Linked DNA regions of Mus musculus: region 2 is linked to region 1. A link is a loop called in an ENCODE intact Hi-C map of the cell type or tissue named here. Cell type or tissue: heart. All regions are shown on one strand.

The links. A loop is a pair of places that touch in the nucleus more often than their neighbours do. Peaks named below come from ENCODE experiments on the same cell type or tissue, not always from the same donor. Only the 100,000 strongest peaks of a DNase experiment are listed, where the experiment ranks them.
Region 2: a loop joins it to region 1, with 11 times the contacts of the local background. A loop is called at or near these places in 2 of 42 quality-filtered maps.

Annotation. Positions count from the first base shown.
Region 1 is chr7:31,394,474-31,402,473 of GRCm38, reverse strand. Scgb2b4-ps reads left to right here. Exons shown (of 3, transcript XM_030243140.1): 2 at 177-283; 3 at 1,348-1,443. The coding sequence ends at 1,443. Among named protein-coding and RNA genes, the nearest start is that of Scgb2b4-ps, 4.7 kb to the left of the region's middle. In heart, no CTCF peak of the experiment used is centred here; no DNase peak of the experiment used is centred here.
Region 2 is chr7:31,532,856-31,540,855 of GRCm38, reverse strand. No RefSeq gene overlaps it. Among named protein-coding and RNA genes, the nearest start is that of Scgb2b6, 83 kb to the left of the region's middle. In heart, no CTCF peak of the experiment used is centred here; no DNase peak of the experiment used is centred here.

The sequences.
Region 1 (8,000 bases):
CAGCGCCATCTTATAGTGGCAATTGCTCATGGCTCCCGATTGCTCGCTGCATGGCTCTCCACATTTGACTATGAGAAAAGTCAGTTAAGGCATTTGTAGGTGCTGCAAGGAACATTGGGCCTCTGTTTTGACCATCCCATTGTCTTTTAATGGTGTTTTTCACTCTGTGTTTGCAGCAGAAGCATGTGTTCCTTTCTTTGAAGTCTATTCAAGTGTTGTCTCTGGAAGTAGGGTGTGGATGTATCAAGAACTCCAGGCATTCAATGCTACTGCAGAGGAAAAGGTGGCCTTGGAAAAAATCCAGGGCTGCTATTGAAAGGAAAGATTAAGAAACATACTTCTGGAACGCAAAATTATGGTAATTTTCTCCCTACCTCCACTCACCCATGAAACAGATGCTGTAAGGCTGTGTACAAGTGATAGATGCAACCATTACTACATGTCAGGTGACTTGCAACTGAGAACTGAAACCTTTGCCCACCCTAGTACATGTAAAGCAGCATGCCATGTACACAGCCAGCCTGTTCCTTGCATGATCCTGCAGCTCACTCGCACATGCTGGTTAAATATGTTCTCACCCATAGTAGGAACAGGGAATCCTTGGGATGGCCTCTGCACTGGTTTGGTACTCCCAGCTCTACTCTAAGATGCTTGAAATTTCTCACCAGTGTCTTTTTTGGAACCTCTCTGGGGTCTATTTTACCCAGCCCGATGAAGGCCATTTCTGCGGACATCATCTGTGCTAAAACAAAACCTCCCACCATGTCTGAAATGCCACCCCCACCCCAGGGACTGTCTATAGTTCCTCACCACTGTTGTCACCTGTCCTCTCTTGTTTCAAGCATAACTGGATTACAGAGATGCATATTTTGAACAGTGCAGCTCTCACCCTATTTCCCAAAGTATATTACTTGAGTATCAGGTCTTGAAAAACAACAGTGCTATCCAAAATTATCTTCCTCTAGCAAGTCCAAATGGGGGACATATTTTTAACATGGCTACACAGCAAATGTGCCCGTAGAGAGGTGCTCAATTATGTGAGATATCACCAAACTCATACTCAGATCTACTGTCCCTCTCTAGACCTAGCCGCCATTATGCTTTCCAGAACCTTCTCCACTTCTTCCCTGCTTGACTATGGTGGTTTTTCAGGCTTCCTCCTGAAGGGTGTGAGTGAACTCCAATTCCCTTGAGGCAAAATTAGTTACTGGAGACCTGAATCACTGTATTGGATTTTCTTTGCTGTGCATGAGGATCAGTCTCCTTGTGGGTGGTTGGGGAGCCCTGCTGAGGTCCTGTACCTTGCCTATAGCCAACACTGTCCCTCTCTGCCTTTTTGTTTTCCAGAAAGCCATGGACGCCAGCCCAGAATGCCAGTCACACTATAGAAGGGGCACTGTAAAATCCTATTTAGACTATCTTTTCAAGGTATTAAGACAGTAGATGTTAATGTGTTTGGGACAACCCATCTTTGCAACATTTCTGATCCAAGTGCCATCTTGCTGACCTGTCCTCTTTCTCTCCTGAAGTTGGATTCCTGATCCTGTTCTTTCATGATCCAGTCTCTTAGACTGATTCAAATAAATGCTTGCAGCTCTGTTCTGTGACCTGTGTCTATGTGCTAAACAAGGTCTTCAGAGGATCCAGGAAATACTGAGAGAAATGATTTGTATAGTCACTGAGAGCAACGTGACTGCTCCTGATTAGCCAGGTGATCATGAGAGAGACTTTCTGGTCTCCTTTTATTGTTACTGTGTAGACCAGGCTGGCCTGGAACTTACAGAGATCCATGATCCTCTTCCTCCCGAGTGCTGGGATTATAGATGTGAGCCCCCATGCTCAGTTTACTGGAGCTCTGTGAGACTCTGGAGACTGGGATTGTCTGAGGGAAAATAGCATGTAAGTAGCCACAGGATTCACCAGGTTGTCAGGATAGAAAAGAAGTGGAAAAACACTTAACTCATGTGCGTTCTCTGGGCTGTATCACAAGACTATGAAATCCTTGTTTCCAGTTATATCAGGAGAGTAAAGCAGAGATCACAAGGGTGTGCTTCTCAGATAATCTTGGTCTGATAGTGACATTTACCATTTGTCACACCCTGACCAATATAGCAGTTTCTAAGACAGTGATGGTTACACTATGAGACCTACCTCAAAGACAAAACCAAGGGGGCTGAAGAGATGACTCAGGAGTTTAGAATGCTGGCTGCTTTTCCAGAGGTCCCAAGTTCAATTCCCAGCAACCACAAGAAGGATCAGAACCATCTGTGACCCACTTCATGTGTGTCTGAAGACAGCAACAGTTTACTAATATACATAACATACATAAATAAATCTTTAAAAGAAATCCAAAACTTAATAATATACAAAAAAATTTCAATGAGGAAAGAGACAGGAATCAATGCCCAACATGAGGAAAGAGTGAAGCACTTGGAAGAAGGTTGAATGGGTAGAGTGTTTCAGTGCATTATTGGGAACCTGAGTTTGGCTGCCAGAATCAATGTAAAGCCAGACTTGTTAGTATGTGTCTAGAGTCCTAGTGCTCCTGTTGAGAGATTGGAGGGCTCAGGTAAATTCTCAAAAGTTTGTAGACCAGCTACCCTGGCATTCCACAATATCAGAAAGCCAGAGGACTGTACTAAACAATGGCTCAGGATTGTCCTCTGATCTCTACATGCATGCTGTGCCATATGCATATCCACTCTTTCTACACTCAAACACAAAACAGCAACCCAAAAAGTAAAAGGGAGAGAGGACTGGAAAGCTGTGTAAATGAAAATGATGAACTCCATTTGTTAAAATTGGCATACAACATAGTAACACAACTCTTATTCTGTATAACAGTGGCAAAAATTGAGAAGACACATCGAAGAGAACAAGTGCTGGTGAGCAGGCTGAGGGACTGAAAGTTATACAAAAAAGACACATTGGTCAGTGTTTAAGACTGACAAGCATGGATCCATTGCTCTGTTCATCTGTTTCCTGATGTGACATGAAAACAACTAGGGCTTCCTAAAGAAGGCTGACTTGTTCTGTGGAAGGCCAAATGGCCTTCCCAGGGACAAAGTTCTCACAGGCAAACCAATGACTCTGAGGAAACAGAACATCTTCACTTTTAACACCCTATCCAGTATTTTTCCAAAATACCATCTCAGGACCAAGCCTGGTCCCAAATCTGAAACCTGTTGAGCTTATTCAAACCAGCAAGTCCAAGAACAGTTTCCTGTGCCCAAGGAGTCCCCACGAAAGGGTGAGGCCTCTTCCTCATGTTTTTCTGTCTCCCACTCAACAATAGTCTGCCTGACATAGCATTGTGTGGCATGATATATGTGCCTTCTCTTGATACATGTAGGTAGTATGTTCCTTCGTTGTTGACATTCTTGTTCCATCATATCTAGAAGGTAAACTCTCACATGTAGAAATGAGGCATGCAGGCCTTTGATGTCTGATTATTGACACGCAGAAGAGAGGAACAGGTTAATGAATGCACATAGAAGCTTTATTTAAAATAGTCCCAAACTGAAGGCAGCAAAAAGTTCTTGGACTAATGACATAGGAGAAATTGCCTTACAACACACAATCCCACACATATATTAATGGAAAATCCTCATGGTTGTACACAAATCAGAGATAATTATTTTATTTACAAGTTCTTCTGAAGGGGGAAAACAAATCAATGAACACCCTGATGGGCAGTTAGGAAAAGGGTGACTATAAGTGGTCACATTAGGAGCAATGAAAGTGATCACTATCAGGACTACAGTGATTTCTTGGTTTTATACATTAAATAACACCTACCATGCCAGTCAGTTGTAGAGAAGGCCTTTAATTGCAGCACTTGGGAGGCAGAAGCAGAAAAATCTCTGAGCTGGAGTCCAGCCTGGTCAACAGAGAGACTTCCATGGCAGCCAGGACTACACATAGTTACCCTGACTCACAATACAAAACCACTAACACCAACATTAACAAGTCTCTCACATTTTAAAATTTATACACAGTAGAAGGCACAGAAATTCTGCCTCAACCAAGCTTTAATAAAAGAAATGGTTCGGTACAAAAGAAATTATTTTAAAACCATCACAAGAATCTGATTTCTTCTATCTATTATAAGTCCAGAGTTTGACCAAAGCCACTGCTCCTGCTAGTTGGAAGAGATTCCTACTTTGACCAGAGCAAAGCATCATGAACAGTAATAACTGACTTTGAATTCCAAGTCAAGGGATCATCATCACCACTGGCCTGTGTAGCCAGAAACATTTGAATATTTTCCTACAAAGAAATAATTAGAGAAGGCTGGAGACTGTCTGTGTGCCCTCATCTCTCGCAGCACAGTACTAAGAGCCTTCTGTTGCAGTAACTCTCCATCCAATATATGCCTAGGCAATGAAAACACAACACAATTAATGTAAATACATACTGTGTGCCTAGATTCTAGGGCAGATCTACTGCTACAATACCATCTTCCACATCAAGTGACCCCATATAACTTGCGGTTTCTCCAGAACATTTGCTTGTTACCATCTTTTTCTTCCTCCTCTGCACTTTATTCCTCTTCCTTTTTATCCTTCTTTCTCTTCCCTCCACCTTCGGCTCCACATTCCCTTTATTTCCCAATAATCAGCTCTCCTTTATTTTACAAATTAAGGTGGGAAGCAGGTATACAGGTAATCATCTAAGTGCTGACTCAATCCTTGTTCCCAACCCCTCACAGGAGAACAGAATTAAAATCAAATATAATTAGCCCCAGGGCTATCCATAACAGCCTTCTTGGTTTTGCTTCCCTGAATTCTTACTAATTAAACATCGTGTTTGGATATATTTGTGTCAAGCTGTAATGTGCTTATTCTATACCTGATATCCTTGAAGGAATATACATGAAGTCCCATGTGTTAGTTATCGAATACTGTTCCACATGATACATACCAGCTCCCTGGAGTAAGCAAGCTTCAGTCACAGGACTTGTAGTGATAGACCTTTTGAAGGATATTTATGCAGATTACAAGAGCAACATGGCTAATGACCCCTCTCACATAACTGTCCCCCATAGCTTATATCTCCATGCTTATGTCAACATATGGGTGATGGCTATATCACAAAGGCCACTTTGGCAATCATTTTTGCTGCCAGGCATTAAGCTGTCTCTATAGGTCATACACTCCATGAACTTCAAGTTCTTACTCCATGGTAAATCTCCCATTGTAGGAGGGAGAGCCAGTAGCTCAAGGTCTCCTTTGGTGTGAGCTCTTTAATATATGAAGATGATGAATTTTGTGATGGTTTGTATATGCTTGGCCCAGGGAGTGGCACTATTAGTAGGTATGGCTCTGTTGGAGTAGGTGTGGTCTTGTTGGAGTAGGTGTGTCAGTGTGGGTATGGGCTTTAAGAATTCATCCTAGCTGCCTTGAAGCCAGTATTGTGCTAGAAGAATTTAGATAAAGATGTAGAACTCTCAGCAACTCCTGCACCATGTCTGCCTGAATGCTGCCATGTCCTACTTTGATGATAATGGACTGAACTTCTGAACCTGTAAGTCAGCCCCAATTCAGTGCTGTCTTTATAAGAGTTGCCTTGGTCATGGTGTCTGTTAACAACTGTAAGACCCTAACTAAGACACTTTTAAAACAGAGACATGGATGTGATGTGGAGATGGAGCAGAAACTGAGGGAATGACCAACCAATAATGGGTCATATTTGAGATCCATCCCATGGGCAAGTATCAGTCACTCACACTATTAATGATATTCTAATCTGCTTGCAAACACGAGTCTAGTACAGCTGTCCTCTGAGAAGGTCCACATAGCATCTGACTCAGACAGATGCAGACACCCACAGCAGAACAGAGGATGCTTCTTAGGTACTCCTATAGAACAGGGGGAAGGAATGCTGGGAAGGTACAGAATGATAAACTCATTAAGTTAGCACAGATGAGAAAATACTTTATCTCAATTGCCAAATATAACAGACTGGACATTATAGGTGTATATAATACCTTATGGTTTTCATAATTGTCATAATGTTACTCAATTTATATCTATGAGAAAGGAGACATTTATTGGACTAAAAGGGGAATTTTTGAGGTTTTGTCTTAATATCTGTTGTAATGCTAAGGGTAGACTCCCCACCCAACCAAGAACTGGAGTCTGCATGTAGACCTATGATTCTGCCCCCAAGTTATTTCTGATTGGTAAATAAAGATGCCAACAGCCAATAACTGAGCATAAGAGACATAGATGTGGTTTAGGTTTCATTGGATTTGGATTTGAAGAGGACCATGGGAGAAGAAGATGGTGCAAGGGAAAAAGCTGCCACATCCAAGTTTTGGGTTTGGTTTCAATTTTCCACAATATATGAGTAAGAAACTCAAACTCAGTGTCCTCTTAGTGTCCAGTAGAGAACATCTTTGCTGACTGACTAACTTAAAAACAACTAAGAAAAAATTCTGTTTTGTTTTGTAACACTGCTTGCCCCTCATATTTTTGAAAATTAATGTGAAAAAAAAGCAATCTGAAAAGAAGTCCAGAAGACATCGTTGTGGAGAGCTCTTAGGACCACTTCTAAAAACGTGACAGTAATTTTACATTGGACGAGAACAGAAAAGTAGTCTCAGATATGTTGTTTATCCTGATATGCCCCTTAGAAACAGTGTTCTTGGTACATTTGTTTATTACCTTGCTATTTCCTTAACCTAGAAATTATCTTATTACTTGCATATCATTAAAATGGTATGAAAGCAGACTGGGAAAATATAAACTTACTTCAGCATCAGAATTGACTGGAGTCATGTTATAATATTGTCTAATTGTCTTTTGTTCTATTTTGATCATCAGTCCCTCCCAGGAGAACCCATTGACTGTCTGAGGTGGCTTGGTCACATACTTAGACATAATATAATTCCAAGACACCATGTTCTTCTTTGCTCAGCAATGTCTAGAAACAACAGTTCTGCAGGGTCTGGGTCTGCATCTTTTTTAGTTTCCCTTTTGCTTTATTGAGACAGGGTTTTTTAGGTAGCTCAGGCTCTCTTGGAACTCACCTCAACTACCTTGATGGCCTCAAACTCACAGAGATATTTCTTCCTCTCCATAATGGTATTGGGACTAAGGGTGTGTACCAGCACAGCCTGCCAGAAGCTTTTTTATATCAAGGTCATGATAACATTATATACAGGACATTGATTCTGGCATATTCACTGGAAGTCTGTAGCTTTAGTTGACATTTTGCTTCTTTGTTTGCCAGATGTATTTTCATTATTGATTTTCAAAAGAGTTTTTAAGTATATATTTGTCTAGGTAGTGGTGGTACAAGCCTTTATACCTTGCACTTGGGAGGCAGAGGCAGACAAATATTTGATGCTGAGGTCACCCTGGTCTACAGAGTGAGTTGCAGGAAAGACATCCTTTGCAGCACCAGGAAGGGTCACTTCCACCAGGAGTCCAGCAACTGTGCTGATGCCTCCTTTTGTAGACATATTCACCAATCTGGAAGTGGTAAGGGGTCTGGACATTCCTAGAACATTGAAGGTAGACAATTTGGGCCAAATCTCATGTTTTATTGACTGAAGGGCTTGGCCTCAAGAAAATTTTCCTACCAATGAGTTGGAAAAACTCCAGGGAGGGCCCAGTAAACACCAAGGGAATTGAGGTACCATCAGGATCTCAAAAGAGAAACGGTTAAAATGGTAGGGGTATTGTGGGTTCAGAACTGGGCCAGGGGAAAAGGAAAATCCCATTCATTGCCAGTCTCCAAGGACAATTTAATCAACACACAGATAGACCACCCCTGCCAGGGGCAAAGATAGTCCAAGTCCAAGAAAACAGAGCAAGACAATCAACTCATTTTTCCCTTCCATGTGTGCAGAAAACAGGTTATAGAAATACTGGGTCAGCAACCGCTGATACTGTGTCTGTCCATTTCCAGAAGGAGCAAAATCCTTTAGACTCACCAAAATTAGAAACCAACATCTTTTTCCACTGAGCAAACTGTATAATTTTGACATTTTC
Region 2 (8,000 bases), 140 kb before region 1:
GTGAGGTCTGGCATGTGTCAGCCAGAATGTCTTTGCAAGGAAACCAAGTGAGGCCTTTAAATGAAGGTATGAAGGTGAAGCTTGGATTGACTTGGAGACCCCAAGATGTTGGCAGTACCAGGGCCATGGGAAACTTGTTGAGGAGAGCTATAGCTGGGAGTGGAATAAGCCCAAGAAAAAGAAGTGTGTTGCAGTCAACAAAACTGAAAGGAATTGGACATCTGAAGAGTGTTTTAACATCACACATCAGAATGCAGATTTTGGAGTTATCTCAGCTGCTTTTCTGTTTGGCTTTGGCCCAGTATTTCCTTACTATGCTCCACTTGAAATGGTAAGATTTATCCTGTGACATATTTGTGGGATATGTGATATACTTTTTATCTTTATTTTACAAGGATTTACAGTTAAGAGATTGCATGAATCTCAGAAGAGACTGAACTTGTAAGCATGCTGGAGACTATTACAGACTACAGGGTAAAGCTGTCTTTTTCCTTCTTGTGTGTTCTTCCTTCCACCCTTCTCCACCTCTTTCTGTGTACCCTTTCAAATTCCTAACAGTAGATAGAATGAGAGAGAGAGAGAGAGAGAGAGAGAGAGAGAGAGAGAGAGAGAGATCCACAAATTGATCCAAAGGTTGCAAAGTGGGTGATTTCATCATTTGAGTACTTCCTGCTGATTAAGGGTGTTGAGTCCTTTGGGACAAATTTGATCTACAGCATCAGAATGTAAAATGTTATTCTTGTTTATTCTTTGAGGATGACTACTTAACAATCTACGACCAACAACAACCAGCAACTAACAAGCAAACACCCAACTCTGGTGGCCCTAGTGTTTATATACCTTCTGAAGAGTTCCCAGCATTCCAAATATCCCACATTCACAGAAACTATTTGCAATTGGTAAAATCATGCCCTTGCTAGAACACAAGGCAAATCACAGTGAGTTACTGTTAACTGCCAGAGAAGAGCAACACCCTCCCTAAATAACTAAATAGGGTAAAAATGAATTAAATTGATAAACCCTAATTCATATTCATTTGGAAGTTAAGACTCAATACGAAAAAGGAGAAGGAAAGAGGATAACATCACAGATAAGCAGGAACTAGCCTGCCTCCATCTTATGCTTAAAAGCCATCTTATAGTAAAGACAAACTAAGTTCATTCATGTTAATGATTAAACAAAACTCTGTATCTGAAGAATTGGACTAAGTCCTACCTGTAATCTTAAATACAAGTGGCTCCATACTACCTGTTCTAGAACTGATAATCATGTCTTTGTTTCAAAAGTTGTTTGTAACCATCTTGCAACCCTATCTTTGTTTCAGAAAGTTTATATGTCTCCTTATGCTACCACTTCTGACTATGACCACCCTGTTACTCACAGCTTGCAGTCATATCTTTGATTCAAGAGGTCATTAAGACTAATTTCTTTGTCCTCCCTATTTTGCCTACCAAGTACCTTATCTCCAAATTCCCTACCCATGGACTGTATAGGTCTTGTCTATTTCACGTCCAAGGTGACATATCAAACACCTACTTAGGGAGAGGCAGAATGTATACACAAATAAATAGCTCAGTTTAATTAATTGCATGCTTTAATTACTATGACCATGATGATTTAGGTGGGTGTTTTCCCTCCCATCTTTTAGGTTAACAATACCAACATTATTAGAAAGATCATAAAGACACTCTTTTAAACCCAGTGTCACACTAGATTGGAAAATCTAAAGAAATAGATTTTATGTATAAAAACTACAAAGGCTAACCCATGGCAAGATATGTAACTTATGACTACAATGTCACTTATAACTTCAATGTAACTTATAACTACAATGCAACTTTTGACTACAGTGTATCTTAAAACTACAATGTAACTTGTAACAGAAATGAGATTGAAGCAGTAGTGAAAAGTTTCCAGTGTTAGACTAGCTGGGTTCACTGCTGACTTCTACTAAGCCTTTAAAGAACTAAGATTAATGAATCTCGAGGTATTCTACAAAGTATATTAGCAGAATTCAATTAGTGAAGCCAATATTATTCTGATACCAAGTCAAAGACACAACATAAAATGAAAATTATAGGCTACTCAATGATGAAAATAGACACAATATTCTCAGCAAAGTTGTGTTGTACTCAGTTAAAGAACACGTCATTCCACAGATGGCTCAATGTATGAATATCCACAAGTGTTGTCACAGATTCAAAGGGAGAAACCACAGGAGCACTTAACAAGCACAGGCTCCTCTTAAAATCCAGTATTTCACCACTGTTTGTTTGTTTGTTTGTTTGTTTGTTTGTTTGAAGTGTATCTTTCCATGTTGGTCTTGAGCTCATAATCTTACTGAGAAAAGGGTCTCTCTCTCTCTCTCTCTCTCTCTCTCTCTCTCTCTCTCTCTCTGTGTGTGTGTGTGTGTGTGTGTGTGTGTGTGTGTGTGTGTGTGTGTGTGTGTGTGTGTTTGTTTGTGTGTTTGGTGGATTCGACTTTCTTTTGGGCTGTTGGCAATCACTGTCAAAGTCTGTTAGAAATGCCTAACAATGATGACTCACATATTTGTCCCAACTCTTAGGAGGAAGAGCCTTCCTATCACTGTGAGGTAGAGGTCAGCCTGCTCTACAAAGAGAGTTCCAGGCCACCCAAAATTACACAGGAAGAGCCTGTTAATAATCATCATTTTTATGTTCATTAAGTTCACACAGAAAGTGTCTCCTGTTCATTGTCTCATGACTAAGCAAGAATATTTCAGTTTGGAGTGACATGTCCCCATAACTATCAACTGCCAGACTATGCATTGCTGCTCTAGTTACTCTGATGACTGGTCAAAAAGACAGCATGATGGGCATTTTGATTATTCCACAGATACCTTTGAAAAACTGGAATCTACTATCAGCTGGTTTCTCCAGCTCCTTAAGACTCAGCATCTAGCCACCGGTTACAGTGTATCCAGAAGATCTTTACTACCAAAGAATTACAGATGACTCTTCAGCCATCCCTACCCGGTCCAGAAGGAGAGCATTTCCCACTGCAGGGGCACAAAGGGGGAATTGTTGTGAAGGGTGCTAAGAGGCAAGGTTGTGGTAGATTCCCTGCTACCCAGACCTATGGAAACAGACTTACAGGCCCATTTATTCAGAGAGGAGAGTCTCTGGAGCTATCTGCCTGGTATTGACATTTTAGGCCTCATTAAAGGGTTCTTTTGAGAGCACTTTTGTCTTTCTTTAGGAAGTGTGGGCTGAACAGACAGCAATGGAGGATGCTGAAGACAGCAGAGCAAATCCTGAGGCAGGAGTGTGATGACTATGGAATAGGCCAATTGCTTTGCAGCTCTGTGGCAACTGGTTCATTTGACAGGGGAAGGGCAGGAGACAGTAGGTAGGGTCATGGAAGGATGAGAGGTAAGAGGCAGATTATAAGGAAGGACAAAAGGGATCCAGAGGAGACGATCTTTAAGTACTGTTTGCCAGAAATGGTCTATGGAGCTATACAATCTTTGGAGAGTCCAACAGGATCTAGAGCCTCATCACAGTAGAGTGCCAGGTAGGCTCACATACCTGTCCATTCTGTGGAGGCTGCAACATAGGTAGATCTCCTGGTTGTATGCCAGTGTGAAAACTGCTCATCAGAGGGTAACACAGCAGCCTCCACCACCTGCCAGCTGTTGGGGCTGGTCTTCAGCTGCTTTGTATTCAAATGCTAAGTTCTAGACCAAGGTATCTGGACTCCCCAACCATCTGACCCATTTGTAATCTGATAAAAAAAATACACACATACAACAAATGTTGCTTTGTAAACTCTGCTCATCTTATCCTCTGACTAGTTTAAAAAAAATGTGGCTGCCAGCTAATAATGGAGTATTAGGGGGATTCTGAGCTTCTTTTCACTGGGCTTGGGGGTCAGAGGTAAGGATCAGAAGGCAATAGAAGAGTAGAGAGGAGGATAAAGAAATTGGAGAGGGGGAAAGGCTGCCATGAGGCCTGATGGCTCAAGAGCATATTACAAGGATCAGTGGACCATTCGGGCAGATTGATGGAGCAGAAATAATCCTGGTGACACTTGGACAGCAAGTAACATGGGGTTTATGAATTGGATGTAAGTTAAAAGAGTACAGAACCCGCCCAATTTAGGCTTATAGCTCTTCAAATAATATACCAAGTCTTTGTGTCTTTTATAGAGGCTAGCTAAAATATGTATTTCATTTAGTGCCAGCTTCTGCTCACTGTTGCCAAACATGGAGGGCAAAGAAGAGGTGGAAGCTAGCCTGGTAGAGCATCCCTCTACCTGAGCACAATTTTTATCTTTGTGATTAAGGAGATCCAGACAGGTAACTGGGGCACACCTACCTCAGCTTCCCACAAATGGGGATCGCAGGTGGAAAGTACCATGTCTTCACATCATTTCTTTAGACTTTGCGTGTCATCTGATTGCTCTGTGTAAGCACGTACCTGCAATCTACCATTTAACCACTGTGTTTGTCATTTGCAGAGACTTTATACTAAGTATGACACCCTTTCTCTGTAAGTATGTCACAAGCAAAAAGCAGGGCCTTCATATGCTCTGCCCTCGTTGCCTAAAACACTTTTTCTCCACCTGCCTGGGTAATTTGTCTCCTAAATACTCAGTCTGCTTCAAAAATCAACATGTCTGAAGGAAGGGCCACCTATGCATTAACATGTATGATGCACACACCAATAGCCACGTTGAGTATTGGTCCCCATTGTGGCTGGCCTGGTCAGTGAGTATAACATGGGTGCTTGAGAAGCAGAGTGGAGACTCTGCTCTCTGTCTTCCACAATATCCGGTTATTCTTCTACTGTGTACCCTGGGATCAGACATCACAAGTCCCTGACTACCTGAGCTTGCCCTATCCTTGACTTTCAACATTTCAGATCATGAAGAAAAGTAACCTCTTTCCCAAATAAATTACCTAGTCTTGGGTCTTTTTACTGAAGGGAGATCAACTCCCAGAAGTAACATCTACAGATCCTCTGGAATTCTTCTATAAGTTGTAAGAACATAGACTTTCATTCATGTTCCTTTTTCTTCAAAATTTTATTAGATATTTTCATCATTAACATTTCCAATGTTATCCCAAAAGTTCCCTATATCCTCCCCTGACCCTTCTCTCCTACCAACCCACTCCCTCTTCTTGGCCCTGTTGTTGCCCTGTACTGAGGCATATAAAGTTTGCAAGATCAAGGGGACTCTCTTCTAAATGATGACCAATTAGACCATCGTCTGCTACATATGCAGCTAGAGTCAAAAGCTCTGGGGGTACTGGTTAGTTCATATTCTTGTTCCAACTATAGGGTTGCAGACTCCTTCATCTCCTTGGGTATTTTTCTCTAGCTCCTTCATTGGGTTCCCAGTATTCCATTCAATACATGACTGTGAGCAACCACTTTTGTATTTGGAAGGCTCTGGCATAGCCTAACAAGAGACAGCTATATCAGGGTTCTTTCAGCAAAATCTTGCTGGCATATGCAATAGTGTCTGCGTTTGGTTGCTGATTATGGGATGGATCTGAGGGTGGGGCAGTCTCTGGATGGCCCATCCTCTGGTCTCAGCTACAAAATTTGTCTCTGTAACTCCTTCCATGAGTATTTTTCCCCATTATAGGGGGGGGGGACAAAGTATTCACATATTGGACTTTGTTCTTCTTAAGTTTTATGTGTTTTGCAAATTGTATCTTGGATATTCTAAATTTCTGGGGTAATATCCATTTATCAGTGAGTGCATATCACTTGAGTTCTTTTGTGAATGGGTTAACTCACTGGGGATGATACCCTCCAGATCCATCCATTTACCTAGAACTTAAACATAAATTCACTGTTTCTAATAGCTGAGTAGTACTCCATTGTGTAAAAGTTCAACATTTTCTTTATCCATTCCTCTGTTGAAGGATATCTGGGTACTTTCCAGATTCTGTTATTATAAATAAGGCTGCTTTGAACATAGTGGAGCATGTGTTCCTATTGTCATTGGAACATCTTCTCGGTATATGCCCAGAAGAGATATTGCTAGAACCTCTGGTAGTACAATGTCCAATTCTCTAAGGAACCGCAGACTGTTTTCCAGTTGTACAAGCTTGCAATCCCACCAACAATGGAGGAATGCTGCTCTTTCTTCACATCCTCACCAGCATCTGCTGTCACCTGAATTTGTGATCTTAGTGATTCTGACTGGTGTGAGGTAGAATCTTAGGGTTGTTTTGATTTGCATTTACCTGATGATCAAGGATGTTAATCATTTATTCAGCTGATTCACAGCCATTCGGTATTCCTCAGTTGAGAATTCTTTGTTTATTCTGTGCCTCGTTTTTTTAATGGGGTTATTTGTTTTCTGAAGTCCAGCTTCTTGTTTGTTTGTATATATTGGAAATTAGATCCCTATCAGATTTAGGATTAGTAAAAATCCTTTCCCAATATGTTGGTGGCCTTTTTGTCTTACTGACAGTGTCTTTTGCCTTACAGAATCTTTGCAATTTTATGAGGTCCCATTTGTTGATTCTCAATCTTACACCACAAGACATTGCTGCTCTGTTCAGGAATTTTTCTCCTGTGCTCATATCTTCGAGGCTTTTCCCGACTTTCTCCTCTATAAATTTCAGTGTCTCTGGTTTTATGTGGAGGTCTTTGATCCACTTATACCTGAGCTTTGTAAATAGAAGACAAGAATGGATCAATTTGAATTCTTCTACATGATAACTGCTAGTTGTGCCAGCACCATTTGTTGAAAATGTTTTCTCTTTTTAACTGGATGGTTTTAGTTCCCTTGTCAAAGACCAGTGACCATCAGTGTGTGGATTCAATTGTATTCCATTGATCTAGCTGTCTGTCGCTGGAGCAGTACTATAAAGTTTTTATCACAATTGCTCTGTAGTACTGCTTAAGATCAGGCGTGGTGATTCCACCAGAGGTTCTTTTATTGTTGAGACTCATTTTTGCTATCCTAGGTTCTGATTATTTCACATGAATTTTCAAATTGCCCTTTCTAACTCAGTGAAGAATTGAATTGGAATTTTGATGGGGAGTGCATTAAATGTGTAGATGGCTTTTGGCAGGACAGCCATTTTGACTATATTAATCGTGCCAACCCATGAGCATGGGAGATCTTTCCATCTTCTGAGATCTTCTTCAATTTCTTTCTTCAGAAATTTGATGTTGTTATCATAGAGATCTTTTACTTCCTTAGTTATAGTCACACCAAAGTATTTTATATTATTTATGACTATTGTGAAGTGTGTTGTTTCTCTAATTTTTTTTTCTCAGTGGGCTTATACTTTGTGTAGAGAAAGGCCATTGACTTGTTTGAGTTAATTTTATATCCAGCTATGTCACTGAAGCTGTTTATCAGGTTTAGAAGTTCTCTTGTGGACTTTTTAGGGTCACATACATAAAGTATCATATTGTCTGCCATGAATGATATTTTGACTTCTTCATTTCCAATTTGTTTCCCCTTGATCTCCTGTTGTTGTAGAATTGCTCTGTCAGGGACTTCAAGTACTATATTGAATATGTAGAGAGACAGTGGGCAGCCTTCTCTAATCACTGATTTTAGTGGAATTGCTTCAAGTTTCTCTCCATTTAGTTGGATGTTGGCTACTGGTTTGCTGTATATTACTTTTGTTATGGTTAGGTATGGGCCTTGAATTCCTGAACTTCCCAAGACATTTTACCATTAAGTTGTGTTGGATTTTGTCAAATGTTTTCTAAGCAAGTAATGAGATGATCAAGTGGTTTTTGTTTTCAGTTTGTTTATATAGTGAATTACATTGATGGATTTCCATATATTAAACCATCTCTACATCGGTGGGTTGAAGCCTACTTGATCATAATGGATGATTGTTTTGATGTCTTTTTGGATTCAGTTTTCAAGGATTTTTTTGAGTATTTGTGTATCACATTTCTTAAGGGAAATTGGTCTGAGATTCTCTTTCTTTGTTGGGTCTATATGTGGTTTAGTTATCATAGTAATTGTGGCTTCATAGAATGAATTGGGTAGAA